Linked DNA regions of Mus musculus: all the other regions are linked to region 1. Evidence: chromatin loops called from intact Hi-C (ENCODE). Cell type or tissue: left cerebral cortex. All regions are shown on one strand. Region 1 overlaps Gpr84 (G protein-coupled receptor 84). Region 2 has its middle 19 kb from the start of Smug1. Region 3 has its middle 4.5 kb from the start of Cistr. Region 4 overlaps Cbx5 (chromobox 5). Region 5 overlaps Nfe2 (nuclear factor, erythroid derived 2). Region 6 overlaps Cbx5 (chromobox 5). Region 7 overlaps Hoxc8 (homeobox C8).

Region 1 (4,000 bases):
GTACCGGCGCGGTCTTCTGTAGAATATTTGGACTCCTCCTCTTTACTTCCAATTCTGTCTCCATCCTCACCCTCTGTCTCATTGCTCTAGGACGCTACCTCCTCATTGCCCACCCTAAGCTCTTTCCCCAGGTTTTCAGTGCCAAGGGGATCGTGCTGGCACTGGTGGGCAGCTGGGTTGTGGGGGTGACCAGCTTTGCCCCCCTCTGGAATGTTTTTGTCTTGGTGCCAGTTGTCTGCACCTGCAGCTTTGACCGCATGCGAGGCCGGCCTTACACCACCATCCTCATGGGCATCTACTTTGTGCTTGGGCTCAGCAGCGTGGGCGTCTTCTACTGCCTCATCCACCGGCAAGTGAAGCGTGCGGCTCGAGCACTGGACCAATACGGGCTGCATCAGGCCAGCATCCGCTCTCATCAGGTGGCTGGGACACAAGAAGCCATGCCTGGCCACTTCCAGGAGCTAGACAGCGGGGTTGCCTCAAGAGGGCCCAGCGAGGGGATTTCATCTGAGCCAGTCAGTGCTGCGACCACGCAGACCCTGGAAGGTGATTCGTCAGAAGCTGGGGGCCAGGGCATTAGAAAGGCAGCTCAACAGATCGCAGAGAGAAGCCTTCCAGAAGTGCATCGCAAGCCCCGGGAAACTGCAGGAGCTCGCAGAGCCACAGATGCCCCATCAGAGTTCGGGAAGGTGACCCGTATGTGCTTCGCAGTGTTCCTCTGCTTCGCCCTCAGCTACATCCCCTTCCTGTTGCTCAACATTCTGGACGCCAGGGGCCGTGCTCCACGAGTAGTGCACATGGTGGCTGCCAACCTCACCTGGCTCAACAGCTGCATCAACCCTGTGCTCTATGCAGCCATGAACCGCCAGTTTCGCCACGCGTATGGCTCCATCCTGAAACGCGGGCCACAGAGTTTCCGCCGGTTCCATTAAAGCTATTTAAAGCTAGTAGTCCATTCACCAGGACAGGCCAAACATCCGGAACCAGAGTGGCCTGCAGAGGACAGGACAGGAGCCCTTCAGTCCTTGGGTATTTCACAGACAACCTCAGTGGTATAGAGGTACACCACTTTCCCATTCAGGAATCAGTGTGTCAACCCTGTGTGACCCAAGGAGTGTGGTTAATTATTAATAAAGACATTGCATCCCCCCCTCACACTTGGCGCTTGCGTGCATGCTTTTGTGTGTGTGTGTGTGTGTGTGTGTGTGTGTGTGTTCTTCCTCGGTTTATTTCCATCTTAGTTTTTGCAACAGTATTTCTGGGGCTCCAAAATTTGACTAGATTGACTGGCCAGCAAGCTCCAGCGAGTGACCCTACTGACACGACCTCCCTAATGCTAGGATTACAGTCATGCACTGCCTTGACCAATTTTTACATAAATGTTGGAGATACAGACACAGATTCTATATTTGCATAATATGCACTTCGAAGCCTACTTCCCTAACTCCGCATTGAATGCTTTTAACGTCCAGGAGTGGTTACGTGAGAAAGGAGGATTTAGGCCAGAGTCAGAACTGGAATTTAGTAGTTGAGATTTGGGGTGACCTGTGTCAAAGCCATTTAGAGAGCAGCTATCCAGGGATAGATGTAGCCTGTGACTGACAGGGTTCCAGATAGAGAATTAGCTTTCTCTCTCCCTTTTATTTTTCCTTTGAGACATCATCATATGTAGCCCAATTTGCCCTCAAATTCAAGATCGTCCTGCAACGAGAGCCACAGAGTAATTACAGGTGTGTGCCTTTTTCCTTAATAAAACAGCCCTTAACTGCTCACCACTACTGCCAAAATCCTCCATCCAGGCCAGGAGGTTTATTCAACACTACAGGTTATACCCTTGCAGTGAATCCTGCCCACTGCACCCCATACAAGGGGATAGTCAAGGTGGAGCCTGTGCTCCGGGGAAATGGAACCAAGCTTAGCGGGTGGCCGCTGTACCTGGAGGCTCTCTTCCTCCATTTTTCCTCTACGGGCTGAAGAAAGCCCCACAGGGCACACCCCTGACTTCTCAAGCACCACCATTCTGTAAATACGGCCTGAAAGCACAAAGACCACCAGGTGGCGCTGTTTCCCTGTGCTTCCTTTTTTACTTCCGGTTGAGTATTGTAAGTGCCAGCAAGATCCCTGACCAGGGGTGGAGGCCCAGGATTTGAATCAGCATACTTGAATACTAGAAAATGAAGACTGAGGAAGGATGTTTTGTTTTTTGATAATTTTACCATGTGGAGCTCATGGCCCTACAGCCTCAGACCTCAGAGTGCAAATTTACAGGCATGTAATCCTTGCTGAAACCATTGGTTTTCTTTTAATTTCATTTGAAACAGGCTATCACTATGTAGCTGATGCTGGCCTTGAATACTTGGTCTTCCTTCTTCAGGATCCAGAAAAAAAAGGGAGGTGGGGGGACTGTGTATGAGTCATCATGCTGAAGTAGTAGAGCCTCTACCTTTATCTAAGGTGGGACAGGGTACTGGGTGAGCACCAAGAGACCACTGAGAATGGGATGTTTGAGCTGGGTTGGTTGACAAGATGCCCCGCTGCATACGGCCTCTTCCTATCCCCAAATGCCTGGTTTGAAACAACAAAATCTTGAAGAATTGAAATGAAAATAAAAAGACAAAATAAAAAGACACTCCGGCTGGGCAGTGGTGGCACATGCCTTTAATCCCAGCACTTGGGAGGCAGAGGCAGGTGGATTTCAGAGTTCGAGGCCAGCCTGGTCTACAGAGTGAGTTCCAGGACAGCCAGGGATACACAGAGAAACCCTGTCTCAAAAAAAAAAACAAACAAACAACAACACCAACAAAAAGACAGTTCAACTCCACCCCCTCCACCCCCAACCCCAATGAGGACCAGTAGTCTATCTTGCTAATCCAGAGCCCGTGTTTCTAGATGTTCTTCACGGCCCACAAACAAATAGCAAGCTGAGGCTACAGAGACGGGATTCAGACAGGCCAGGTGCAACCTGGGACTGTGCAGCTGAGGCTAGGCCAAAGACCCGAGTGACACTTCCATGAACTTGAGACCTCTGGACCACTCTAGGCTTCAAGTTTCATGATCTGTAGAAAGCTGAGAGTAGGGGACACTCTTTGTAGTGCTAAATTCTGCAAAGATGTTTCATGTAGGCATAAAATTCCCATGACAATCAATTATACTTTCTTACAAATGGGAAAACAAATACTAACAGGTTAATTTGTTCAAAGTCAAAGGGCTAGTAAGTGATAAACTGTGGTTTGAGGGCAAAGTCTAACCAGAGCTGTTACCAGCAATAAAGACTAACCACTACAAAACAGCTGCGTTGCTGAAGCTAGGTCATATGATCAGGCAAACCCTAAAAGTCCTTCCCATTCAGTCCTTCCAAGATCTTGAAGGTTGACAACTCTCTGAAGGCTTGTAAAAGGGTTCTTTTTTCACATTCCTTGAAGGCAATTCAAAATCTTCCTCAGAGTAGAGGGAACAGCGATAGGGATTGCAGTTAGACATCAGAGTGGCTTCCTAATCTTCAATTGCGGGAGGGTTGGGGGGCTGGGGAATGACTCAGAGGACACAAGAGTCCCAAAACCGAAGGACAGAAATTTAGCAAGCAAGCTGCTTTCTCACCCTTCACCCTCTGCACACATCTCCGTTCCTAATTTCAATAAAGGCTGAGCTGGAAGAAAGAAAACGGAAAGCGAGGCTTTCTGGGGTATTCTCTCTTGGGGCGTGAGTGTTAGGATGGGACCCAGTCAATGCCTGTACACCCACCACTATCTTTGTCAGTCACCCGCGGGAGCCCGCGCCCTGTCGAAGCCTGTCTTTGTCCCTCTCCATTTGGGCGTCTCTCGAGCAGACTGCAGTCTCTCGCCTGCCCGCGCCACCCGCCCGCGCCCGCGCCCGCGCCCGCCCGAGGGTCCCCGATTCGCGCCTCCCCCACGGCCCCGCCTGCCCGCTCGCAGCACACTCTCTCTCTTTCGCTGTCTCCTGCAGACAGATTTATGGTCAGCCCAGAGTCTCTCATTGGCCG
Region 2 (4,000 bases), 120 kb after region 1:
GGCAGTCCAGAGGCTGCAGTCCTCTGACAGAAGGCCAGTGGGCACAAGCCTGGCCCAGATGTAAGAGATCAAGCTACATGGAGCTGCTGGCAGAAGTCGAAGGATGTTCTTAACCAGAGCATACATCATAATCTTTGCCTGAAATTCGGGGAGTTTCCAGAGTTTTGGGGCACCCCAATCACATACACTGCATTTCAGCAGGATACCAGACTTCACCAGTCCTTCAGGAAGGTTGGACTAGGAAGGAGTCTAAGTGGTCCTGGAAGACTAGGAGGTGGTGGTGTCTAATCCCGGTTGTGGACCTCGGTCTGCGGCTGGAGGATGCAAAGAGATGCCCAGAAGGTGGCGCGAGCCGGCGACAGCGGTCAAGCACAGAGGTGGCCCGCTCCATGGGTCTCACTCGCCCTGCGTGCAGCCCACCCACTGCCAAATGAAGGCATGCAGCCAAAGGCAGCCGAGCACAGCTGGATATGCAAATGTGTGCAAATGACATGGCGCCTTGGTTGGGGAGCGAGCGCGGCGCTGTCACAATTCCTGCTTCAAAAGACTTAGGGTGGGCTGTGCATGGTCCCAGTCCCGCTTGCTGGGTGACCATTTCCTGGGCTCCCACACACTCATCCTGCATAAGGCACAGGCAAAGAGCAGGCCCCCTGGCATGGAGAAATTTCCCTACCCACCTGTCAGCTGAGCGTAGTTCCTTAATGAACAGGCATGTGAGGCTCGCTGTGACGATACCACACTCACCCCAGCCTCAGAATCCTCTCTTCCCAGGACCAAACCATTTGCCCTCCTCCATTCCTTCATTAATATCCGTCTCCCTGCTTCCCTATCTGAAGTCCTTCCAGAAGTCTAACCACAATCACACTTGCTGCTGTTAGTACGTTACTTTTCCTTGTGGTTTGGCGAAACCATTCTACAAGTCCAGGTTGCTGTGTTTTTGAGTGTGTGTGAACAGGCTGAAGGATTCCAAGGCACTGCTGAGGAATAAGTCCCTACCCTAGGCTAGAACCCCGGAATCCGGTCCGGCGCCTGGGCGCTCTCCCTCTTCTGCGCCACCTACAACGGCCACACGGGGTCTTCCTTGAGCTAAGAATGGGAACTCGTGCGCCCCACGCTGGTGCGGGCGGGATGCGGGACTCTTAAGACTCGGCTCAGGCTTCCCACCGAGCACCTCTCCGCAAGCAGCTTACGACCTCCATCCCCCATCCCCACACCCCAAATCACGCTTAGTAGGAGGGCGGGGAGGGAGCCACATACTAAGCGCCCTCCCAGGGAAACTGAGGCTCTCCACCAGTCCAGCTCTTGGGGATTGGGTATGGCACAGCTAGCGAGGCGGAGAGATAGGAAATTAGAATGGGGGTGGAGGGAGACCATCAGAAGCAGCGTTGGATGGCCTGGATGACAAAAGGCGAACGGAATGCAAGATAGAGTGGCGGGGACAGTTTTTTGTATAGGGGAACGGAATTGTAAGCAAGAGTGGGAAGAAAATTAAGGCACTCACTTTCTCCAGTGAGGCTGTAACTTGGCAGATTTGGCTGTAGATGCAGTAAGAGGGATGGTGGTTAGACACCAAGAAGGACTTCCCCAAAGTAGTCAAACCTGGATGCTCAGGGAGAAGGACTGAAAATGAGGACTGTAACCTGAAACCCCCTCATAACTAGAAACTGGTAGGGAGAGGAGGTGTGAAAAATGCTGCGGCGAGGGGGGGGGGGGCGGGGCGGGGCGGGGTGGGTGGGAGGGGGAGGCAATGGAAGGAAGCTCAGGTGGAATGAGTCGCCCTTCACCCCCGGAAGCGGCGGCGGGTCGGACCAGGTGCTCACATCGTGGCCGCCCACTGGGACGCCCGGGTGGCCCCGCGCCCCACCCCCGCTCCAGGCTGGCCCGGTGGGTTCCGGGGCGAGACTGTCTGCAGGACCTGCCTCGCCTCGCTCTTTCCAGTGCCCAAGTCGCCCTGGGTGGTCGCAATTTGGAAGCACACAGTAGGGAGTTTAAGTCCCCCAAGACCCGTCCCCGCGGTTGACACCGGGTGTGTGTGTGTGGGGGGGAGGTAAGGTGGGGGGGAGAGGCTCAGGTGTCCGGCAGGGGGCGCCCGCGAGAGCGAGGCCCTGCTCCGGCACGTCTCGCGCGCTCCCTCTGCTGGCAGCGGCGCTGCCTCCACTGCAGGCCGCCGGTGGACCCCATAGACGCTATCCGACCCTAAGGCAGGCCTGGCTCCTCTCCATCCTTCAGAGGTGTGGGAAGATTTAAGAACAACGATCCCACGCAGTTCTGCAGCGACTCAAGACCAGCAGAGTGGGAATCCCCAGACCTCAGAGGGATCTTTCATGTCCACTGTGGAGGCCCGGAGTCCAGCCTGTTCCCAGGGTCTCCTAGCCAAGCTCCAAAGTACCAGTGCTCTTCCCCATTTGCCAGAACTGTCTTCTGAACACACAAATCAGTATGGGCCTCTCCCTATCTCCAAAGTACTCACAGGAAAGGACGCTCCTCCGGCCACCTTGGCTTTGCCCATGTCCACACTTGTCCTGCTCCTCAACAGCCTTGGCAATGGCTTGCAATCTTCACTAGCAGGTTCCTGCTCAATCCTTAACGTACACTTCAAATGTCCAAACTGAGTTTTTCCTTCCCATAGAGAGTCCAGCTTGCCTATAACAGAGTCTGGCCTTTATTTGATACTCCTGCCTCCAACTCCTTAGCGCTGGAATTATGGGCACACACCACCACCCTAGGCTACGTGAACTTTAGAAGCATCTCTCTTGTGGAGGCTTTTATCCTAGGCGTGATCTAATTATTATCCTGTTTTCCATGCTTCCATCTAGAACAAGATGGAGTTCTTAAGCACACTTAGTGTTGCTGGGAGCCCACCTAATCTCTCCCACTGAAGCACACAAGGACTCACGTGTGCCCCTAGGCCTAGACTGACCTCTACCTGCCTATAAGACAATGGGACAAACCACTCCTGGAGTAGACTCTGGACTCTCAAGAGATCAGCTGTCCCCCTGTTTCTTTGGTTTTACTGGGAACCCAAATCTAAGGGAGGGAGCTGCAGAGCCTAGATACAGATGGAGGGCACTTACTCCCTGGAGAGTACTGAGGACTCCCCGGTACTTCTTGGGTCTAACCTACTCCTCACTCACCTAAGCTGGGGCTTGGGGGCAAAATCATAAATTTGGGAGACAAGAGGAGAGATAAAGATCGTTTGTTGAGAATGGTGTCATCAATCAAGTTGCTGGAGAGAATGCAAACAAAAAAAAATTCCCTAAACCTGGGTGCTCAGATGCAACATTCCAGCCTTTCTTAAAAGTCCCCAGCCTCGAGTCAGCCCCTCCATGGGTTTGAGGTTGCTATGGGTTCATCTCTAAGTTCTGTCTGTATCCTCAGAAACCCCAGTCCTTTCCTCTCCCACTTGGGAAGGGTCTTGGGATGGAGAGAGACATCTCCACCCACTCTGTTAAAGATTATATTTTTGAAAGAGCCTGGAGGGAGATTCCCTAACTCCTAGTTTCTGAGTTTCAGGTTGAGGACAGCCAGATAAATAATGGCTTGCCAAATTAATTAATTATTTTATTAGCCTGAGTAATTATTAATCAGGCCATTAATCACCCAGCTGTGTCCTATGAATAGCAATTAGTTGGGGGTGGGGGCAATGGAGAATCAGGTCATGGTTGTAAGGTCTGCCAGCCTGTATACCTTCTCCAGTCTTAGGAAATTTGGGGAGATTCATGGTGTCCCATCTCTCTCTCCCCTTCACCCTCACACCTAGGCATTGATGTGGACACTAGAACAGGGTCTGCCTGAATCCCTTTGCCCTCTCTCTTGGTTGTCTGAGGTCATGTGGGGGTAGGACCATATACACAGGTGAAAGGAAGTGAAACTGGGTATAGAGATGGGCTGGGGAGACAGCAACATATGCCAGATGTCTCTACAGCTGCAGTCCCTACTGGTCATTGAAATATGAAATGAGTGATTGTATTAGCTCCAAGTTTGGCCCTTAATTCAATGT
Region 3 (4,000 bases), 560 kb after region 1:
TGCACCTAGCTTTGTGTCAGTCTTAGTTCCCGCTATTTCTGGCCTCTCTCCTCCATTTCTCCCCTTCCACGTCTGTCCCTTTGTCTCTCTCTTTCTCTCTTCAGCCTCCAGGGTGCTAGGACCCACCCAGCTTGGTAATGGCCCCACTCTGTGAGTTTCTGCTTGAATTTACTGGGTGTATCGTGGGTCCCTCCTGTTGGCGGGTCTGCTCCCCCCAACCCCAGCCTCTTAGCACTGCCCAGACGTTCTGAGGATGGAGTGGGAAGGCTGGTGCGCAGGCCTGAGAGGGGGAAGGGGGCGGGCGGCCCTTTGTGTGGATGATTGACGGCCGCTGCGCAGCCTCCGCAGCGCTGATTAGAATGCAGCACCGGCTCTGACTGCAGCACACGGCTCCTCCCCAAACCTTCTCTACCATTCCAAATGTCTGTCCTCTCCCTGCCTGCTCCATGGGCCTTTATGGTAATGTGACTTGCCCCCATAACCTCAGTTCCTCTATGGGAGAGACACTAGGAGCACCCAAGCCCCGTGCTCCATACACACACACCCGGCACCCAGGCAGAGAGGTGAGAAGCCCAGTAAAGGTGCTTACTCTTGGGGATGGGAGTGAAGAACAGAAAAGTACCTGAGGATCAAAACTCTGCACCCCAGCTATCTGGCAAGGAGATGAAACAGAAAAGGAGCAGGAGTTAAACCTGCTACCCCAACATTCTGAGAGTGGAGGCAAAAGGATCAGAAATCCAAGAGCATCCTCAGTTTTGAGGCTAGCTTGGTGTCTTAAAAAGCATACAAGAAAAGAAGCAGTAAATGTGGGGTCTGCCCCCTTTTTGCCCCCCCCCTTCAAGAAACATATGAACTGCTCCTGTACACAGTAGGCACTCAAACTAGTGCCTGGTTCAGTGAATTCACTTTCTTTCCACCCCCAGTATCTCAGGATTGGTCTGGGGAGATTTTCCCCTTCAAACATCGCAGTCATTATGAAACCCCAGCTTCAACCGCAGTCAGCCAGGCACTGCTCAGCAGCAGCCACTGCGCCTCCAGAGTTGCCTGCCCACAGGGCTCTCTCCAGTCTGTAATGAGCACTGAGTCTGAGGGGGAGACCAAGGGCAGCGTTGTGGGTGGGAGAGATCCAGAGCTAGCAAATAACGAGCCCTGTCAGCATCTGTCAAAGACGCCATCTCCCTCCATCATCCCTGTCTCTTGCCTTCCAGCGCCTGCCAATCCGTCTCTCTGTGGATGGTGACAGACTGAACTCAGGTGCCCCTTGGAGAAAGCTGTAACAGGCTCCATGCTTCAGATCCATGTTCTTTGAAAATGTCACCAGACCCTGACATCTTTGAAAATCCTCACCTAGGAAACTGACAACCAGGGAAGTGTGAACCTGAAGAAAGAAGAGATGCCTACTCCCCCTCCCCGCTCATTTTTAATCCTTTTTCTCCACGGTGCAAGTCGATGTTAGGGTAAAAGTGTGGGAGGTCATATTTGAGACAGGACTTCTAGCTTCAGAAAGGCCATGGATGCCTCCAGGATCTAGGAAAACACAAACGCAATTAGAAAGTCAAGATTGCTTCTTGTAATGTATGAAATTTCCACCAGGGGGCGATGGAGGCAGCTCTGCGGAGTTGAAGCCTCAGCAGCCACATGAGAAGATCCAAACGGCCACCGGAGGGCGGCAGAGAACAGGGCTCCCTGCATGAGGAGGCCAGGTCACCCTGCTATGTGGTCCCAGACTTGAGGCACTAAACTTGAATTTCTGAATCCGAGAAAACCTCTTTGCACCCGTGTCCACCAGCACGTCTTCTCAGATTCCCCAGACCTTGAGCTACCATCACCTCCTTCAGCAACTTCTTTTAACCACCAACCCCTCCCCAACCCCTCCTAGCCCTAGAACCACTAACATAGAAAGACCCTGTGGCTCAGGGTGCAGCAAATGACACCCCAGGTCAAAGAATGGCACGCCCTAGAGTCCAAGCAGAAACTAGAACTCAGGTTTTCTTGATTGGGGGCGGGGGGGGGGGGGACGCGGGGAGCTCAGGTTTTTCCCACGTGGTGCCAGCCACTACTCCAGAATTAAACCCATACTCTACAGTTCCTGGTGACTTTGAAAAGTCAGAACCAAAGACACTATCTTCCATTAACCTGTTTAACTCATGCTTACAGGACTATTGGCCCGGGCACAGAGATGCAAGCTGCTAACACTGGCTGGGTAAGACTTACCTCTCTGCCCTCCCTGCCTTTCTACTTTCTGCTTTGCACAGGAATCCTTTCTTTCATTGAGTGGCTTTTCATTGTCTCCAGGGCTCTTGGAAAATGCAAGGAAACCCTGTTCAAGTGCTGTACTTGGTCTTTCTCCACAAGGACCCAGCTGTCTTTCTGAGAAGGCTCTCTCCCACTCCTTGCCATGTCCCCCACTCTCTAGTCCCCTCCCTCCTTGCTGTCCCCAGGAAGGAAATCTGACAGGAGGGGAGAAAAGGCCCCTTCCTGGTGTCCATACCCTCTACTGGGAAGTTCTTCTGGCTAGCCCTCCAAGCTTCCAGTGGTAAAGAGAAAGGAGCTTGTGTGTGAATGGCTTCTGCCCATACATGCCCACAGCACCACACTTGGTACTTTTTTTTTGGTACTTGGTACTTGGTACTTTCCTTGGGGAGGGAGTACACCCGACCTTTCAAAACCCTCATTCTGCCTATCCCCGTGTGTCTCTGGGTCCACTCTAGTTTCTCAGATTCTGCCCCCACAACCCCCATCTGTCCCTATGCATCTCCCCAGAATCTAGGGTACCCCAGAGCCTCCATCCTGAGAGGGTCTGAGACACACTGATCTTGGTCACGTTGGGGCAGCTCACAATGCCCCATTCTACTATGAATTCCCAAGGTCAAAACCATTCTGGTGTTATTAAAAACATAAATGTTGCATACCAGGCAGCCACAGAAAGAAATTATAAGGCGGCCAGACAAGAGGGAGATGCAGGGGCTGGTAATTGTCTTTTTCCTAGAGTCAAGCTCCACAGGGCTGGAGCCACGCACAGAACATTGCTTTTTAATTTAGCTCAGGAAGGCCAGCAGCAGCAGCAAATGGTGCAGCAGAGAACTTCAGCTCCAAGGGAAGATTTCCCTGCCATGGAAGGAAGGATCCCCCTATATCTCATAGAGAAGACTCATATTTTGCAGAGAGGTCTGCAGAGCCAAACCACTGGACCAGGATTTCCAAGGAGTACCAGGAGAAGGAGAGTTGGTGGTTGGGAGGACTCTGGCAATCTTGGTTTTCCAGGAAGGAGACTAGGCCCTGGAGGGTTGGCACTGAAAAAAATCAAGAGTCACTGTGGGAGCTCCAGGGCCTGGGATTCTGATAGAGCAAAGGACTCTGAGATGAGAAAGAAATCAGACAAGCACCTCCCCACCCCGCTGTATAGAAGGGGTAGCAATGTGTCAAGCATAACTCAGGGGTTTCTTTTCCCTAGCACCTGTGAATCTCAAAGCCTCTAAGGAAGTGGGCCTTTTTCCTCCCCATCTGCATCATCTCCAAAGATCTATTCAGGCAGAGGAGGAAAAATGGGAATCACTGTCTTTCCACCGTGATTCTATATGGGTCCTTCTCCCTTTTCAGTCCTGACCAAAAAAAAAAAAAAAAAAAAAAAAAAAAAAAAAAAAAGAAAGAAGATTAAAAAAAAGAAAAGATTAAAGTTTGATCACAGAGAGGACTTCCCAGATCAGCCTAAGTCAAAGGAAGAAGACTATAGAACTAAGATTTCTGAAAAGACTTGTTGAGCCAAGTATGTAGAGAGAAGGGGGACTGAAGAAGATGGGACACTCGCTGACAGGGCACCATCAAAGCTTTGAAACATATGTGCAAAGTTGGGTCTTGTGGTGCAGGAGAATCACAAGTTCTAGGCCTGCCTGAGCCTCAGGAGTTCATGGTCAGCCCAAGTTGTTTAGTGAGGCTGCCTAGTCTGGAAACGTGTGCAAAAGCCCTGGATCCCATCCCCAGTAAAGAACAGAATATGCAA
Region 4 (4,000 bases), 110 kb after region 1:
AGTCTGAGGATTTTTAGTTGTAGCTTATTTTAAAAACATAGAAGATTATGGCCTCAGAAACCGACAGGTCTTGATATTAACTTTTTGACACAACCTTCTCTCACAACAAACTACTTCCTTTTTGGTTTACTCTTGCTTTGCTATTATTTCTGCTCCTATTCTACTTTTTGTCCCCTGAAAAATGCCCATCTTCTCTTCATTTCTTTCTTCTTGTATAGTTGAGGAAGCTGGAGAATCAGGACTAAAAGTAAGGAAATAACAGAGTTTGGAGCTGAGCAGTCTTGTCCCAGCTCCAACGCTGAGGAAAAAGAATAAACGCTGAAGTAGCCTTAATTCCAGACTTCGTCAGCTACTGAGCTGCTTTTGTTGTTGCGTTTGATTTTTTTAAAGCAAAGCTGTCTGGGCCAGAGCATCTAGCCACCGGGTTGTTGATAGTAATGAGAGGAATGGATGGAGTGCTTCAGTCCACAGATGAGCCAGATAATATGCAAACCCTAGACCCATTCACAGCATTTGTTAACACTGCTTTCCTGCTCAGCTGCTACTTGAGTTCTGTGTTCTTGAATAAATTATGCCAACAATTATACTGCACCGTTGAGAAGGCAGCTTGTACTGCAGTGACATGGTAGACAGACAGTGAAGCTTTGCCTTACTTAAGTCAGCCAGGAACAACTTGTGAATGGTAATGTGGTGGGAGAATAGCACCTAACCCATACCTCACATGGGTGAGCTTTTTCTCTCTGTAGTCCGTAGTTGTCTGAAGATGTTAGAGGCAATATCAAATGCTGGATAAGTGACCGATGTCTGTACTTAACTTGATGAAATGAAGGATGGTTAGAGAGCAGATCTGTCCTTCAGGCAACCAAGGCTAGTAGTAATTAGGGCAGATGAAAATAGCACAGAAGTAGCCAGAGCTCCTGAGGATCTTGACTGGCAACTAGAGGAAAGGACCACCCACTGAGTAGTCAGGAGTAGTGGGCATGTACATTGCAGTGACCATATTTTTTAAAGCAAAATCTTAGCCTTTGGGCAACCATAACAATGATATTTAGTCCTATATAATATAAACCATAATAATGAGATTAGTCCTAAGAAGTCTGGCCTGGTGACAAAAAAGTACACAGTCCCAGACTGATACAGGGGTACTGTATGTTCAAGGCCTGTTTGGGAACTTAGTGAGACCCTGACTCAAGATAAAAAATAAAAGGACCGAGGATACAGTCTGAGAGTTAATGCCTTGTAATGCAAAAAATGAAGGGAAAAAGTGTCCTGCTGGTTTTAATGCTCTTTGTAATTTTTTTCTCTTAAAAGTTCATGGAGTATTGGTTTTCTGTTAACTATTACCAAAACATCCTTGTTTTCTTCTTAGTACTTTTCCTGGTTATATATAGAAATAGGGAACCGGGATTCTAGTATTATCTTCAACACTCAGTGTAAAGAAGCCAGACACCCATCTGTGCCTCCAGCATGTGTTGTGCCAAGTAGCTTGTTTCTGCTGGAGAATTGCAGCCTTGGACAGAAGTGTTTCCTAGAGCTATCTTCCCTCTAAAGAGTTCACAACCAAAGGTGAAATACTCCTAAACACTTGACTATATTCTCCTGTGTTAATCCTCTTTCAAAACTAATTTTGTGGTACTGGGACTTGAGCTTAGACATGCCAGGCAAGTGCTGTGCCACTGAACTGATGTCTTTTTCTGCCCCTTCCCCGCCATACACCATTTTATTGTTGTTCTAAAGACTTAGTCTCTGATACCAGGCTAGCCTCAACTTGCTGTATAGACAAGTTGAAAAGAATTTTTTTTTTCATCTGTAGCAGTCTTCAGACATACCAGAAGAGGGCATTGAATCTCATTACAGATGGTTGTGAGCCACCATGTGGTTTCTGGGAATTGAACTGGGGGCCTTTAGAAGAGCAGTCAATGCTCTTAACTGCTGTGCCATCTCTCCAGCCCTGCCAAGCTGAATTCTTGATCTCTTGCCTCTATCTCCCAGTCTCTAGGATTGTAAGTGTTTGTCACCATATCTGGCTCCTTCTTTTGTAGAGACTGGACCTTCAAAATTACCTATGTTAGCCAGGTATAGTGTAATACACCTTTAATTACAGCATCTAGGAGGCAGAAGTAGACCAATCTTAATTAGAGGCCAGTCTGGTCTATATAGTGAGTTCTAGGCCAGCCAGACCAGTATAGATTCTGTTGCGAAAGGAAAAAAAGAAAAGATTGGCCTTGAACTTAGGATCTGTTTGTATCAGTTTTGTGCCACTATACCTGGCTCAAAATCTTTTTTTTTTTAATTAAGTTATTGTGTATATGGGATTTCTGCCTGCATGTATATCTGTGCACCATATGCATGCCTGGTTCCCTAGGAGACCAGAAGAGGGTCTTATATCCTCTGGGATAGGAGTGAGCTGCTATGTGAGTATTGAGAATCAAATCCTGGTCCTCTGGAAGAGTGGGTGCCACCTCCCACCCTTCAAAACATCTTTTTAATGTTGAATTTTTTTCTTTTTTTTCTCCCCCGCCCCGCCCCCCTTTTCTGTTTAATCCTGGCTGTTTCTTGCCGGCTTCACCCTTTAATGCTCAAGTTTTGCTAGCTTTACACGAAAGCAGAGGTGAACTGGGTGATCCATCAACATTATACACTGTGCTGTTCACATTTCTACCACTTTAGCATACATCAATATTGTTTTCATTCAACAAACATTTTGGCTCAGGATACAAAGTTTAAACTCCTTTGCTAGAGAACTTTGATAGTGGTATGGGATGAGTTGATCATTATAGTTTTGTATAATGAATATTGCACATGTATATAAATTACTGGTCTGGGGCAGCAACAGGTATACAGAAGCATGAGCCTTTAGTGGGCAGTTAGCTCAGTGGTTGAGTGCTGGTGGAGAATACATGAAGCAAAGCACTGGGTTCTCACGGGAGGAGGGGGAGGATCTGCAATAGGAGGGTGCCATTAACTGGTTTATCTGTGGGAAAGACCTGTTGTCTTGGATGAACTGAGTTAACTGGCCATGTGGAATATTGCAGAAAATAAAGCTAGAAATGTGGTCATTACCAAGAGTGCAGATACGTGAGCATAAGAACCATCTTGTTTAGACTGCCAAAGTATTCATGACTTTGTATTGTCTGAAGATCTCATTGTATGTGGTGGTGTTATGGGTCTGTTTGTATATTTCTTCTTAATGGGCATTTTAGCAAGTTGCTCACACTGTTCAATTTCTCACCCTTTTGGAGAAATCAACATTAGTCTGGCTTTAAAGCCTAAAACATACCATCTAATGACAGACTTTGTTAGAGAAAAGCTTAGAAGTCAGCTAATATCTGAGTGTCTGCCTTTGGGGAGCAAGCAGCTCCTGTGTCTCTTATATCAAAACCTTCCACAGGAATAATGTGTTCTGGCTCCTCATTGTGCATGACGCCCCTCCCAGATAAGAAACAGTCTGGTTTTCAGGTTCTCATTCTGACTTTTGAGAGCACAAGATAAAGATCTTAGCTCTACTTGGATAATTGACTATAGAAATCAGAATTCTCAGAAATCAACTGCTTTAGAAGGTTAAAATGTGAAGTTTCTTGTTTGTTTTTTGCTTGTACTGAATATTTTGAATTTTAATCTACCTCGTCTCATTTTTTGTAGTTACTTCTGTCATTGCCACTTGAGCATGAAGCTTGACTTTGGTCGTTGTCTAAAATGGGATCTCTCCTGTTCAGTGACAGTTTATTCTCTTGCCTTTCCTCTTGGCCCCCATTTCACCTAACATCATCTCTTATTGCTCCTGTCAGAAATATGTTTTAAAGTCTTGTTTTATGGGAAAAAGTGGTTCACCAATGCTGTTTGTCTCTGAGGTCAGTGAGAGAAGGAGTTAAAACACAGTGGTGAAGGAAGGGCAGATCCTGCTCTGGAGGCAAAAGCTGACAAGGAAGGAGTCATTAATTACAGACAATTTCAAAGTCAACTGATTGTGATCATTAATGTCACAATAGATCAAAACCTA
Region 5 (4,000 bases), 58 kb after region 1:
GGGCCATCAGCTGGCACAGTAGGATGCCCCCGTGTCCTCCTCAGCAGAACAGGAACAGGTTATCACAGCTGCCTGTTGGGGAGCTTGGAGAGATGGAACTGACTTGGCAAGAGATCATGTCCATTACTGAGCTGCAGGTGAGTAGGGGGTGGGCTCTTGCCTGGCCAGAAGCAGAGAGTAGGGGGGCAATGAGGAACACCAGGGGGAAGGGAAGACTCTGGCTGGGGTTGTAGGCTTCTGTCCAGCTGCTCTGCTTACATCTCTCTCTACCATTCTCTGCTCTACTCCTCCCTTTTATCTTCTCATCTGATCCGATTCTCTTCCAGCTCTGTCCATCTTCCCTCATTACCACTCCTCGTCCTTAGCAACAAACTCTTTTTCTCCAGGTAGCAGAGCCTTAGTTAAAGGGCCTCAGAAAGGGGAGATAGACTGTGCTGGGGTCCTCTCCTCCTGAATGTAGGACAAAGGGGTGTCTGTTGGTCTAACAATGGTGCCTTTGTCCTCAGCTAGGCTTGAGCAGGATAGCTCCACTAAGTAAGTTGGGGGCCTTGTTTGTAATATGTGTTCTCCTCCTCACTGCACCTGGGACTGGACAGAGAGTGAACCCTCAGCTTGGGCTCTGTGCCTGCTTCCACCTCAGGATCTGCCCTTAGACCCTCCCTCCACACACTGGCTCCCTCTGCTGGGCACCCAGGGAATGGCAAAGTCCTGAACTTGACCCTTTGACTCTAGATAGCCACAGCAGAAAAGGGTTCTGAGAGTCCATCTTGGATAATAATGACCTTGTCTTCCTGAAGAAAATAACGGAACAGGAGCCATTTGGCTTGAGGAGACTTTGTAACCAGTTCAATGTGAGGTTGTCTTCTGAGGTTTCAACAGTGACTTTTATTCCTGCTTAAACAGCCTTTTCCTCTTCACTACCCTTTTCCTTCTTTTTCCTGTCTTCCTCCCTTCCTCTCTTCCTCTCGATACAGGATTTCTTTCTTTATCTCTCTTTCTTTCTTTCTTTCTTTCTTTCTTTCTTTCTTTCTTTCTTTCTTTCTTTCTTTCTTTTTCTTTCTTTCTTTCTCTTTCTTTCTTTCTTTCTTTCTTTCTTTCTTTCTTTCTTTCTTTCTTTCATTCTTTCTTTCTCTGTCTCTCTTCCTTTCTTTCTTTCTTTTTTTTTCCCCAGAGACAGGGTTTCTCTGTATAGTCCTGGCTGTCTTGGAACTCACTCTGTAGACCAGGCTGGCCTCGAACTCAGAAATCCACCTGCCTCTGCCTCCCGAGTGCTGGGATTAAAGGCATGCGCCACCACACCCGGAGACACAGGATTTCTTTGAGTAGTACTGGCTGTCCTGGAATTCACTCTGTAGACCAAGGGTGGCTTTGAACTCCGAGATCTGGCTGCCTCTGCATCCAGGGTACTGAGATTAAAGGTGTGCCACCATACCCAGTTTCTTTCTTTCCTTTTCCCAGACAGAGTTTCTCTATATAGTCCTGGAGTTTACTTTATGGTGCAGGCTACCCTAGAACGCAGAGATTGGATTTGTCTTTTAGATGCTGGGATTAAAGGTGTTTACCACCACTGCCCAACATAGTCGATCTTCTTAATCCTCTTTATTTTTTTCTTTGCAGGGTCTAAATGTTCCAAGTGAGACATCTTTTGAGCCTCAAGCACCCACCCCATACCCTGGGCCACTGCCACCTCCAACATATTGCCCCTGTTCAATTCATCCAGATGCAGGCTTCTCCCTTCCCCCACCATCTTATGAGCTCCCAGCATCTACTCCCCATGTCCCAGAACTACCATACTCCTATGGTAATGTAGCCATACCAGTGTCAAAGCCACTTACCCTTTCAGGCCTGCTCAATGAGCCCCTCCCAGACCACTTAGCTCTCCTGGACATTGGGCTGCCAGTGGGGCAACCCAAGCCCCAAGAAGACCCAGAATCTGACTCAGGATTATCCCTCAACTACAGTGATGCAGAATCTCTTGAGCTAGAGGGTATGGAGGCTGGCAGGCGGAGGAGCGAGTACGCGGACATGTACCCAGTGGAGTATCCTTACTCACTTATGCCCAATTCTTTGGCCCATCCCAACTATACTCTTCCACCCACTGAGACACCCTTGGCCTTAGAGTCATCCTCCGGTCCAGTTCGGGCTAAGCCTGCTGTCCGTGGGGAGGCAGGGAGTCGGGACGAGCGGCGAGCCCTGGCCATGAAGATTCCTTTCCCTACGGACAAGATAGTTAACTTGCCGGTAGATGACTTTAATGAGTTGTTGGCACAGTATCCGCTAACGGAGAGCCAGCTGGCTCTAGTTCGGGACATCCGTCGACGGGGCAAGAACAAGGTGGCAGCCCAAAACTGTCGCAAGAGAAAACTGGAAACCATTGTGCAGCTGGAGCGAGAGCTGGAGCGGCTGAGCAGTGAAAGGGAGCGGCTTCTCAGAGCCCGAGGGGAGGCTGACCGCACTCTGGAGGTCATGCGCCAACAGCTGGCAGAGCTGTACCATGATATTTTCCAGCATCTTCGGGATGAATCTGGCAACAGTTACTCACCAGAGGAATATGTACTGCAACAGGCTGCTGATGGTGCCATCTTTCTGGTACCCCGTGGAACCAAAATGGAGGCTACAGATTGAGCTGGTCTAGAGAGTGGACACTGGTGCTAGAGACTCCCTCATTCCCTTCTGATGAAGGCACTTCTTAATCCCACAAGACTCAGAGTCCTCCAGACCAAAAGGCAGATGTAACCATATCACCTGGGAGTATTTGGTGAGGTTTGCCTGGAGGCCAGGTGTTGGCTTCTCAGGTCCTCAACCCCACCTCTTGTCCAAGCTTTGGTTCATAAAGAGCTGTGTGGAAATAGCTTTCTATTGTGTCTTCTTTGAGGGTTAGGAAGCCAAATTATCTCAGAAATCAGTTTATATTGAAGGAAAAAAATCCTAAGCTCACTTAGAGCATATATAAAATTTGGGCATGAGCAATGTGCCTTCAGTTCATTGGTGACTCCCCACTCCCTCTGCCCCCCATTCCTAAACACCAAGAGCTACCAAAGTTGGCTGTATCCTCTATGGAAGGTCTCTGGAGCATCCACCTGATATTCTCCTGTTTCTCACTTTGCATCTGAGAGGCCAGATCCTTCTGGAATGAGTTTGAATAGGCACTAAATTTAAAAGCATTTTACACCTACACCTTAGTGATGCTCCATATTCACATATTCAGCTCTGCATTGCACCTAGTCTCAACCCAAGAGGCCACAAACCAGCCCTTGTGCTTGGGGGATGCTATCAATTCTACTCTTTTTAGATGTACTTTTTTTTTAGTTTGAGACAGGGTTTCTCTGTGTAGCCCTGGTTGTCCTGTAACTCACTCTGCAGACCAGACTGGCCTCAAACTCAGAAATTCACCTGCCTCTGCCTGCCAAGTGCTGGGATTAAAGGCATGTCCCACCACGCCTGGCGTTAGACTTACCTTTGTGACAGGATGGACCAAGTAAGTTAGCTTCCAACTCATAAAAAATCCATTGCCCGTCTCCAAAGTGCTGGGATGAAAGGTATGTTGTGCCACAATCCAACCTCTCTATAAATTTTGAGTATGTGACTAAATGTACTATATTCATGAAGGAGCCTGGAGATCAGGTGTCTCCTTGAAGCTAACTGGGTACTGGAATACTCACCAACATTAATCCAAGCTGGCCACCTACTTGTATACTGGAAAATGACCTTATCTTCCAATCTTCCTATCAAGTATTGGGATGCTGTGTGGCACACCCAACTCAAAATATACCTTATCAGCCAGGTGGTGATGGCGGCGCATACCTTTAATTCCAGCACCTGGGAGGCAGAGGCAGGCGGATTTCTGGGTTCGAGGCCAGCCTGGTCTAAAAGAGTTACAGGCCAGGGCTATACAGAGAAAGTCTTGAAAAAAACCAAAAATCTGCCTTATCGTTCCGTTTACTTTGAAATATGTACAGGCAGGGAGATTTTAGGCCAGTCAAGATCACATAGCAAGACC
Region 6 (4,000 bases), 100 kb after region 1:
GTGTTTTTGTTTTGTTTTTAAAAAGGCAGTTGGAGCCGGGCGTGGTGGCGCCCTTTAATCCCAGCACTAGGGAGGCAGAGGCAGGTGGATTTCTGAGTTCAAGGACAGCCTGGTCTACAAAGTGAGTGCCAGGACAGCCAGGGCTACACAGAGGAAACCCTGTCTTGAAAAACCAAACAAAACAAAACAAAACAAAACAAAACAAAAAACGGCAGTTGGGCAGTGGTGGCACATGCCTTTAATCCCAGTATTCTGACTTGGGAGTCAGAAGCCGGTGGATTTCTGAGTTCAAGGCCATTCTGGTCTACAGAGTGAGTTCCAGGACAGCCAGGGCTACACAGAGACCCTGTCTTGAAAAACCAAAAAAAAAAAGGCAGTTTCTCTTTGTGATCCTGGCTGCCATGGAACTTGATCTGTAGATCAGGCTGGCCTCTCCCTTGTTGGGATTAAAGGTGACTACCACCACCTGCTAATTGTGTGAGTGTTTGTCTGTGTCTGGGGAGGGCGGGTAGTATGAATACTTTGCAGGTACCTGTGGAGGCCAGAGGGCATTAGATTCACTGGAATTGGAATTACCCATGTTCAGGTCCTCTGCAAGAATAACAAGCACTCTTAACTACTGAATCATCTCTCCAACCCCCAAATTGGTAGTTTTAAATGGGTTTATTAAACTATAATTTATGTGCCTTAAGAGTCAACTACTCTAGGCAGTGGTGGCACATGCCTTTAGTCCCAACACTGGCTTTTAACCCCAGCATTTGGTAAGCAGAGGCAGGCAGGTATCTTGAGTTTGGGTTCAGTCCACAGAATGAGGTTTAGGACCGCACTCACTCTCAAAAAAATAAAAAATAGTAAAAGAGCCACCCATATCCATTGAAATTGTACAATGTGATGTTTCTTGTTTTGTTCTTTGAGACAAGGGTTTTGTCTTATTTGTTGTTGTTTGTTTTGTTTTTTCGAGACAGGGTCTGTAGACCAAGCTGGCCTTGAACTCAGAAATCCACCTGCCTCTGCCTCTCAAGTGCTGGGATTAAAGGCGTGCACTACCTACCCAGCTTGTCTTGTTTTTCGTTTTGTTTTGTTCTGTTTTGTTTGGTTTAGTTTGGTTTTTCGAGACAGGGTTTCTCTGTATAGCCCTGGCTGTCCTGGAACTCACTTTGTAGACCAGGCTGGCCTCGAACTCAGAAATCTGCCTGCCTCTGCCTCCCAAGTGCTGGAATTAAAGGTGTGCGCCACCATGCCCAGCATTGTCTTGTATTTTTGAGACAAGGTTTCTCTCCTTGTAGCTCTGGCTGTTCTGGAAACTATTCTGTAGACCAGACTAGCTTTGAACGCTGAGATTGGTCTGGCTTGTTACTGTGTGTCCATTACAGAACATTTCTTCAGTTTAATCTAAAATATATCTTGCCAGGGTATGTCAGAGAAACGGAAACAGAAAGAAAGCGTATGTTTTCTTACAAACTCAGTATACTGTTTTTGAGATTTTTCTCAATGTATTTTGTTTCTTTTTGTTGCTTAATACTATTCCATTATACAGTTGCATCATATTTTTGTTCATCCATTCATCAGTTGGTGACTGTTCAGGTTTGTTTTAGGGTTTGGCTACTAAAATGTTGCTATAGGGCTGTACTCTCTGTGGTGGAGCAGATATAAAATCCTGGTTTAGGGTTTGATCCTCAGTCCTGAAAAAAATACTGCTGCTATAATAGTTCTTTACATGACTTTTATGAACATACTTTTTCCCACGTCTCTTCTGTGAATATTGAAGATTAAATTTGTTGGATTTCTTTTTCTCTGCAGAGCTGCAGCTCAAGCCTATGGCACTGCATATGCTAGCGCCTTACCATTGAACTATACCCTAAGTATAGATTTCCTGTCCTTCCCTCACATGTCCTCCTTACAACAACCCTTCGCAATGAAAACAGCTAAGCTAAGGATGTAGTTTGCAAACACTCGCCAGTTCTGCCGAGATGGGAAGTGGGTGAAAACAGGGCATTATCCTATCCCTCATTCTTTCCTTTTGTCTTTATTTTTGTCCAGGGAGCACAATACTTGGGAACCTGAGAAGAACTTGGATTGTCCTGAACTAATTTCTGAGTTTATGAAAAAGTATAAGAAGATGAAGGAGGGTGAAAACAATAAGCCCAGGGAGAAATCAGAAGGAAACAAGAGGAAATCCAGTTTCTCCAACAGCGCTGATGATATTAAATCTAAAAAAAAGAGAGAGGTGAGCTTCCTGCTCCTGTCACTGTCCTCTTGCTCCTGCTGTGCAAACGGGGTTTAGGTTTTCTCTTCTAAGGATGGACCTTAAGGTATATTGTTAAACAAAAGCTTGCAGGGAAGTGTGTTGATTAGCTACAGTGACCCCTTCTGGCTGAGTGAGAACTAGTAGTGGTAATTGTATTTAAAGTGTGAAAATTCATATGAAATGGAATCTATTTTGTCTCTCCCATGAATAGAAATGTATATGAGTGAGTGTCTGGTGTGTGGGTACCCAAGGAAGCCAGAAGATGTAGGATTCCCTGCAGGTAGAGTTACAAGTAGTTGTAAGCTCCCTAAAGTGAGTGCTGGGAACCAAAATTAGGACCTCTAGAAGAGCAGCAATCTCTCTTAGCCACTGAGCCAAGACGAAGACACTTCTAATTTTCTTCTTTTTAAAGAGAGAAAAGTTGCTAAGGAGTTGGCTCAGGAGTAAAAGTACCTGTTGCCAAGCCTGAAAACCTGAGTTCAAATCCTACCCCTCATATTGTAGGATAAAACTGACTCCTTTCTTTGACCTCTACATTCACCTGCCCACCTGAACACACTAATAATAACTAACACTAAAAAAAAAAAAGAAAAACACTGAAATGTTTACTGTTTTACTCTATGTTGTCTTTTGTTCCAATAACATTATTTTTCATCCTATATCTTATTTTTTGTGTGATATTATGTGTTTAGTTTACATATTTGTTAGTATGTGTATGTGCATGTATGCATATGTACACATTCATATGTATGTGCAGACTAGAGATCAAAGTCAGATGTCTTTCTTTTTGTTTGTTTGTTTTGGTTTGGTTTTTTTGAGACAGGGTTTTTCTGTGTAGCCCTGGCTGTCCTGGAACTCACTTTGTAGACCAGGCTGGCCTCGAACTCAGAAATCCACCTGCCTCTGCTTCCCGAGTGCTGGGATTAAAGGCGTGTGCCACCACCGCCCGGCCAGATGTCTTTCTTGTGTTCATTGATACACATTGGCTGGCTAATGGGCCTCAGGGATCAGTCTGTCTTCCCATCCATAGCATTTATTTTTTTTCTTAGTTTTTTGTTTGTTATTGTTTCTGTTGTTGATATTTGAGACAGTGCCCCAAGTGTCTTAAGTCTGGCCTCACATTTTGAGTATGGCTGAGGATTACTTTGAACTAGTGCTCCTACCTTAACCTCCCAAGTACTGAGATGGTCGGCCTGTGGTATTGTTTTATGCTGTGCTAGGGATTGGACTCAGAACTTGCTGCATATTAGATGAGAATTCTGCCAACCGAACTGAGAATCCCAGACTCTCTGTTGTTTAGAGGCAAAGGTCATGCTTTATAACTTGTCTGACTCTGAACTCACAATATATTTCTGGCTAGCTTGGAGCTTCCACTTCTGCCTTAGGCTCCTGATTGGTGGGTTTTAGGCATGTACCTAAATAGCACCATACCTGACTATTTCCACTAATTTTTATTCTAGCTATATACCCCAAAGAAGAAAATAATTTTCATCTTTTGTGTGTTTATTGTTTAATTTGGAAACTTAATTATGAAGTTTGGTTTGATTTGTTGCTTTTACCTGATTTTTAGATTGAAGGTAAAAACATAAACAACATATTGCCCCGTTTTTTCTTTTGCATCTTTGCTGTAGCGTTCCCTCTTCCCATTTATTTCAGGGTTATAAAGCCTGTGTACTTACAATGTAATATAATATAAGCACAAGCCCATAGAGCACCCGGCTCTGATTCCCTCTTTACCTCTGCTATGCTTAG
Region 7 (4,000 bases), 310 kb after region 1:
GAAAGAAAGGGCATAGTCACAGGAAGAGCATAGGGCCAACTCTTTATATGGACCCAGCCCAGAGACCAGGAAGCTAAAGCATGAGTTCTGTCTTCCCACTTAGGTCCCAATACCTACAAACCTCATTGGTTATTAAGACTAGTGTAAGTAAGTAACCCTTCTTCCTTCTCCCTTCCAGATGTTCTCTTCACCTCCTCCTCCTCCTCCTCCTCCTCCTCCTCCTCCTCCTCCTCCTCCTCCTCCTCCCCCCACTAGCCACCTGCCCTACCTGCTATGCCTGCCCTCTCCACCCCACTTCCAAGTTCCACCACCCAAAGCAAGATCAGTGCGGGGCCTTTTGCAGAGCTGGGAAAGGGAATAAAGAGAGGGAGGAGTAGAAAATGGGGAAGAGTTATAGAGAAACAGCAAGTCATTCCAGCTCTACTTTTTAATTCTTTTTTTTTTATTATGACTCACGTATACAATACAAAGTACTTGGACCAGGAACAGAGCTTTCAGGACACAAAATCTACATTCATAGCTGGACATAAAGACAAATGACCAAAATTATTATTATAGATATATTTTAACGTTTTTTTTTCCTTTCGAGCACATTGCATAAACAGAGAATTCAAGACAGAGTAACTATACATTCAGTGCAGTTTAGTTCTACTCTACTGGGGTTAGAAGCACAATAAAAGCGCACAAGACCGGCGGGCTAGGCAGTCTCAGTTGTTGGGATTTTTTTTTTTCTTAGTGAAAGAAGCAGCAACAAACAACAACAAAACCGCATTACAAATACTCTCAAAGCAGGATTTCTTTCTATAGGTAGTGATAAAATACGCTGGAGGTTTCTTCCTTTTTTCTTTTTTTTCTTTTTTTTTCTTTTTTTTTTTCTCCCTCCTGTATTAGGAATTTTTCTTTCTTTTTTTTTTTTCCCCCAAGATTATTGCAGGTTCCCTTTAGGTAGTATGTTAAAGATTTATTATCAGTATATTATTTTCATGATTATGGTGACTTCTGAGCACAAACACTAACACAGCTCAGAGGAAGCCGGGGGCCCAAAAGATCAAACAGCAAAGGCAAGGCAAGGAAGGCATGGACCCAAGTGACTATGGGATGGATAGGTAGGATTTCAGAGACCATTGCCAGTTCTAATAGACCCCTCAGGAAGGAGGTGGGTAGAGAAACCCACATCTCCTTGATTTCCAGCAGATTCCTGGAGAAAGTCAAGGGGGTTTTTCTAAGGAAAGAGCCTCAGAGGGGGAGGGGAATCTTCTTTGCTATCTTTTATTTCTTTTTAATTTTTCCTTTCATTTCCCCCTTTCCTGTTTTTTTCCTTCTTTCTTTTCATTAAAAAAAAACTGTTTATCCAGTATTCTAATTCCCAGCATACAAGCAAAGCCAGGAATCATCTTCTATATCTTCAGGGGAATCCCTTTTAAAATAAATACCAGAGAAGCACCGTGAAGAGGGAGTGTGGAGAGAAGTGTGTGTGTGTGTGTGTGTGTGTGTGTGTGTGTGTGTGTGTGTGTGTGTGTGAAGGGTTAGACTTTATGGGGAAGGGCTCAGAAGGTGGGAGCAGGAACAAGAGAGTGTATGCTGGGCATGGAGTAGAACAGAACTTTTCCCTGTGTCTCAGGTTCCCCCTCCCAACCCCCAGACAAATAAAGAGTGGGGGAAGCCCAAAGGTAATAAAAGCAGAGCTGCAACTATCTGACAGGTAGTTAGAGTTGTGAGTGTCATTCTATTCTCTATAAAAGCAAATGACAGTCGTAAACTTCTCAATTTATCTGCTACCATAAAACGAAACTTCAAGGGAGTTGCTGGGGGGGGGGCTGATTTTCTCTCTCTTTTTTTCCTTAGTCCTTATTTTCTTCCTTTTCCTCCTCCTCTTTCTCCTCTTCCTCATTCCCTTCTTCTTCCACCTTCTCCTCATCTCGGGCCCCAGGCAGTTTATCCTTGTTGTTCTCCTTTTTCCACTTCATCCTTCGATTCTGGAACCAAATCTTCACTTGTCTTTCTGTCAGTCCCAGGGCGTGAGAGACTTCAATCCGGCGCTTTCTGGTCAAATAAGGATTAAAGAGAAACTCCTTCTCTAGTTCCAAGGTCTGATACCGGCTGTAAGTTTGTCGACCGCTGCGCCGCCCAGGAGCTGAACAGAACAGAACCCCAGTCTGGTTATGTCTGGGTGGGGGCTCCGCCCCCCAACACAGCCCCACAAACTTCCCTCTCTGCTATTCCCAGTTCTCCCTCCCTCCTGCCGATAAGGCCGACTGCAGAAGGCAAGCAAGGGCAGGAAAAGTTTCCATAGCTGTTTTGGTTTGACTTCCTTCACCTTGGGAGGTGGGTGACGGTGGGGGCTGGGACGTGGTTGTCTGAAAAGTAAGGGCTTGAGGTGGACAAGGAAGCCATCAGGGTCCCTCAGGCCTACAGCTTAGCCCTTGCAGCTTTGTTTACAAGTGCAGAATGGCATTTAGTGAGGCGGCCTAGGGAAATAATCTGTTTCCAAAAGAAAGGAAAAGGGCTGGGGTTAAAGGAGAGGGGGCTGTGCCAATTGCCCCCTCCTTGCCGATCTCTGACTAATGCTTTTCCAATAAGAAAAATAATTGATCTTCTGGAATGTATCACTGCTCTGCCTGATTGCTAACTGGAGACCAAAAATAAATCAAGGGCCATCCCTGCCGGAACTTGTCGTTATCTCTTCCCCCTGTACTTCGAAATTGGGCCATGAAGGGCCACCCTTGGAGGGGCTCATGACCTAAACAGCTTTCCAAGAGACTCCATAGTTCTTGATTGGCGGGTAGCCTGACTCGAGTACCCTGGATCTCAGAGGCCCCTACTTGGTATGACCCCTCTCTCCTTTTGAGCAATCATTTTCCTCTTCTCGGGCTTTCAGTCTTCTCTTCAATTGGAGGAAGTACAGAAAAGTTGGGGTAGTGGCCTTCAGGCTGCTTCTCTGAGGGGAAGAAGTGACAATCCTAGAGAGGCAGAATGCTTGTCCTTGGGAGAGGGGAGGTCTTGCCCCTCTCCCTGACTAGGGGGAGATAGCAAAGGGTCTCCTTTTCACCCAACAGTCTGGTCACTGTCTTGGGATGGCTGGCGTTGGGAAATGTCTTTGGGAAAACTGGCTACCAACCCCAAAGACTGATAACCTCAGTTTACTTAGGGTGTCCTTGCCAGCCATCTCCCCAACTTTGGCTTTACAGATGGGAAGAAGGAGAGACAGAAGGAATAGAGAAAACGATTTTTAACCCTTTGCACCCACAAGTCACCTTTCCCCCACCTTCACCCCAACAAGCACAATGTCTCAGGCACCCCACGCTCCACCCCCAGCCAAGCCTTTCAATCTCCCAGGAACCCACCCAGGCACGGGAGTGGAGTGGGAGAGACCCCCAAAGCCAGGAAGGAAAGCGAGCTAGGGCAGACAAAAAGGAGGCGAGGGAGGGGGGAAGACCCCGGAGCGCGGGAGACCAAGGGGGAAAGAGAAAAGGCTTCTCACCGTGGGGTCTCATCCATGGAAACATGAGGCTGGGAGACGAGTTCTGATTTAAGTGGCCTTGTCCTTCGCTACTGTTAGTGTTGGCGGAGGATTTACAGTCGGGATATTGCACCACGCTCGCCTCTTGCTGAGCCCCATAAAGGGACTGTCTGGGGAGCGCCTCGTAGCCATAGAATTTGGAGGCGTCTCCGTGGCAGCTCAGCGAGCATGGGTTCTGCTGGTAGCCCGAGTTGGAGATGCCGGAGGTGCCGTGGTGGAAGAAGTCTTGGACGTGGTGCGAGGCGTGCTGGAAACCGGGCGCGGAGCCGCCGGGCCCGTACACCAGCGCATGGCTTCTGCCCACGCTCTGAGGGAACCGGCAGTCGTAATAGGCCGGTTCCAGGGACTCGCCGCCTTTGTATTTGGAAAACAGGGGGTTGACGAAGTAGGAGCTCATGCTGGGTACATGAAAACCCGCGGCCCCCTCCCCTTGGATCACGCTCCCCCGCCGGGTATCCCCGAAACTCCCCTCCCCCCGGG

The links. A loop is a pair of places that touch in the nucleus more often than their neighbours do. Peaks named below come from ENCODE experiments on the same cell type or tissue, not always from the same donor. Only the 100,000 strongest peaks of a DNase experiment are listed, where the experiment ranks them.
Region 2: it touches region 1 in a loop (6-fold over the local background); 32 of 42 quality-filtered maps call a loop at or near these places.
Region 3: it touches region 1 in a loop (1.9-fold over the local background); 4 of 42 quality-filtered maps call a loop at or near these places.
Region 4: it touches region 1 in a loop (4-fold over the local background); 32 of 42 quality-filtered maps call a loop at or near these places.
Region 5: a loop joins it to region 1, with 4 times the contacts of the local background. A loop is called at or near these places in 21 of 42 quality-filtered maps.
Region 6: it touches region 1 in a loop (2.6-fold over the local background); 12 of 42 quality-filtered maps call a loop at or near these places.
Region 7: it touches region 1 in a loop (5-fold over the local background); 25 of 42 quality-filtered maps call a loop at or near these places.

What each region holds. Positions count from the first base shown.
Region 1 is chr15:103,305,390-103,309,389 of GRCm38, reverse strand. It overlaps Gpr84 (G protein-coupled receptor 84), which reads left to right. Exons shown (of 2, transcript NM_030720.2): 2 at 1-1,155. The coding sequence ends at 932. Among named protein-coding and RNA genes, the nearest start is that of Gpr84, 3.0 kb to the left of the region's middle. In left cerebral cortex, CTCF peaks have their summits at 796, 1,851 and 2,051 (motif pointing right); a DNase peak (open chromatin) is centred at 2,067; H3K4me3 peaks cover 690 bases; H3K27ac peaks cover 1,617 bases.
Region 2 is chr15:103,180,458-103,184,457 of GRCm38, reverse strand. No RefSeq gene overlaps it. Among named protein-coding and RNA genes, the nearest start is that of Smug1, 19 kb to the right of the region's middle. In left cerebral cortex, CTCF peaks have their summits at 317 (motif pointing right), 1,076, 1,915 and 2,141 (motif pointing left); DNase peaks (open chromatin) are centred at 393, 1,079 and 2,106; H3K4me3 peaks cover 315 bases.
Region 3 is chr15:102,740,429-102,744,428 of GRCm38, reverse strand. It overlaps a transcript of Gm36560 not described here. Among named protein-coding and RNA genes, the nearest start is that of Cistr, 4.5 kb to the left of the region's middle. In left cerebral cortex, a CTCF peak has its summit at 1,619 (motif pointing right); DNase peaks (open chromatin) are centred at 318, 1,105 and 1,632; H3K27ac peaks cover 1,470 bases.
Region 4 is chr15:103,194,516-103,198,515 of GRCm38, reverse strand. Cbx5 (chromobox 5) reads left to right here. Exons shown (of 5, transcript NM_001076789.2): 5 at 1-4,000. Among named protein-coding and RNA genes, the nearest start is that of Smug1, 33 kb to the right of the region's middle. In left cerebral cortex, a CTCF peak has its summit at 1,834 (motif pointing right); a DNase peak (open chromatin) is centred at 1,506.
Region 5 is chr15:103,247,066-103,251,065 of GRCm38, reverse strand. It overlaps Nfe2 (nuclear factor, erythroid derived 2), which reads left to right. Exons shown (of 3, transcript NM_008685.3): 2 at 1-137; 3 at 1,618-2,854. The coding sequence starts at 24. The coding sequence ends at 2,625. Among named protein-coding and RNA genes, the nearest start is that of Nfe2, 6.4 kb to the left of the region's middle. In left cerebral cortex, a CTCF peak has its summit at 695 (motif pointing left); DNase peaks (open chromatin) are centred at 664 and 2,463.
Region 6 is chr15:103,203,719-103,207,718 of GRCm38, reverse strand. Cbx5 (chromobox 5) reads left to right here. Exons shown (of 5, transcript NM_001076789.2): 3 at 2,041-2,227. Among named protein-coding and RNA genes, the nearest start is that of Cbx5, 34 kb to the left of the region's middle. In left cerebral cortex, a CTCF peak has its summit at 2,379 (motif pointing left); a DNase peak (open chromatin) is centred at 2,369.
Region 7 is chr15:102,990,697-102,994,696 of GRCm38, reverse strand. Hoxc8 (homeobox C8) reads right to left here. Exons shown (of 2, transcript NM_010466.2): 1 at 3,482-4,000; 2 at 443-2,134. The coding sequence starts at 3,917. The coding sequence ends at 1,842. Among named protein-coding and RNA genes, the nearest start is that of Hoxc8, 2.2 kb to the right of the region's middle. In left cerebral cortex, no CTCF peak of the experiment used is centred here; no DNase peak of the experiment used is centred here.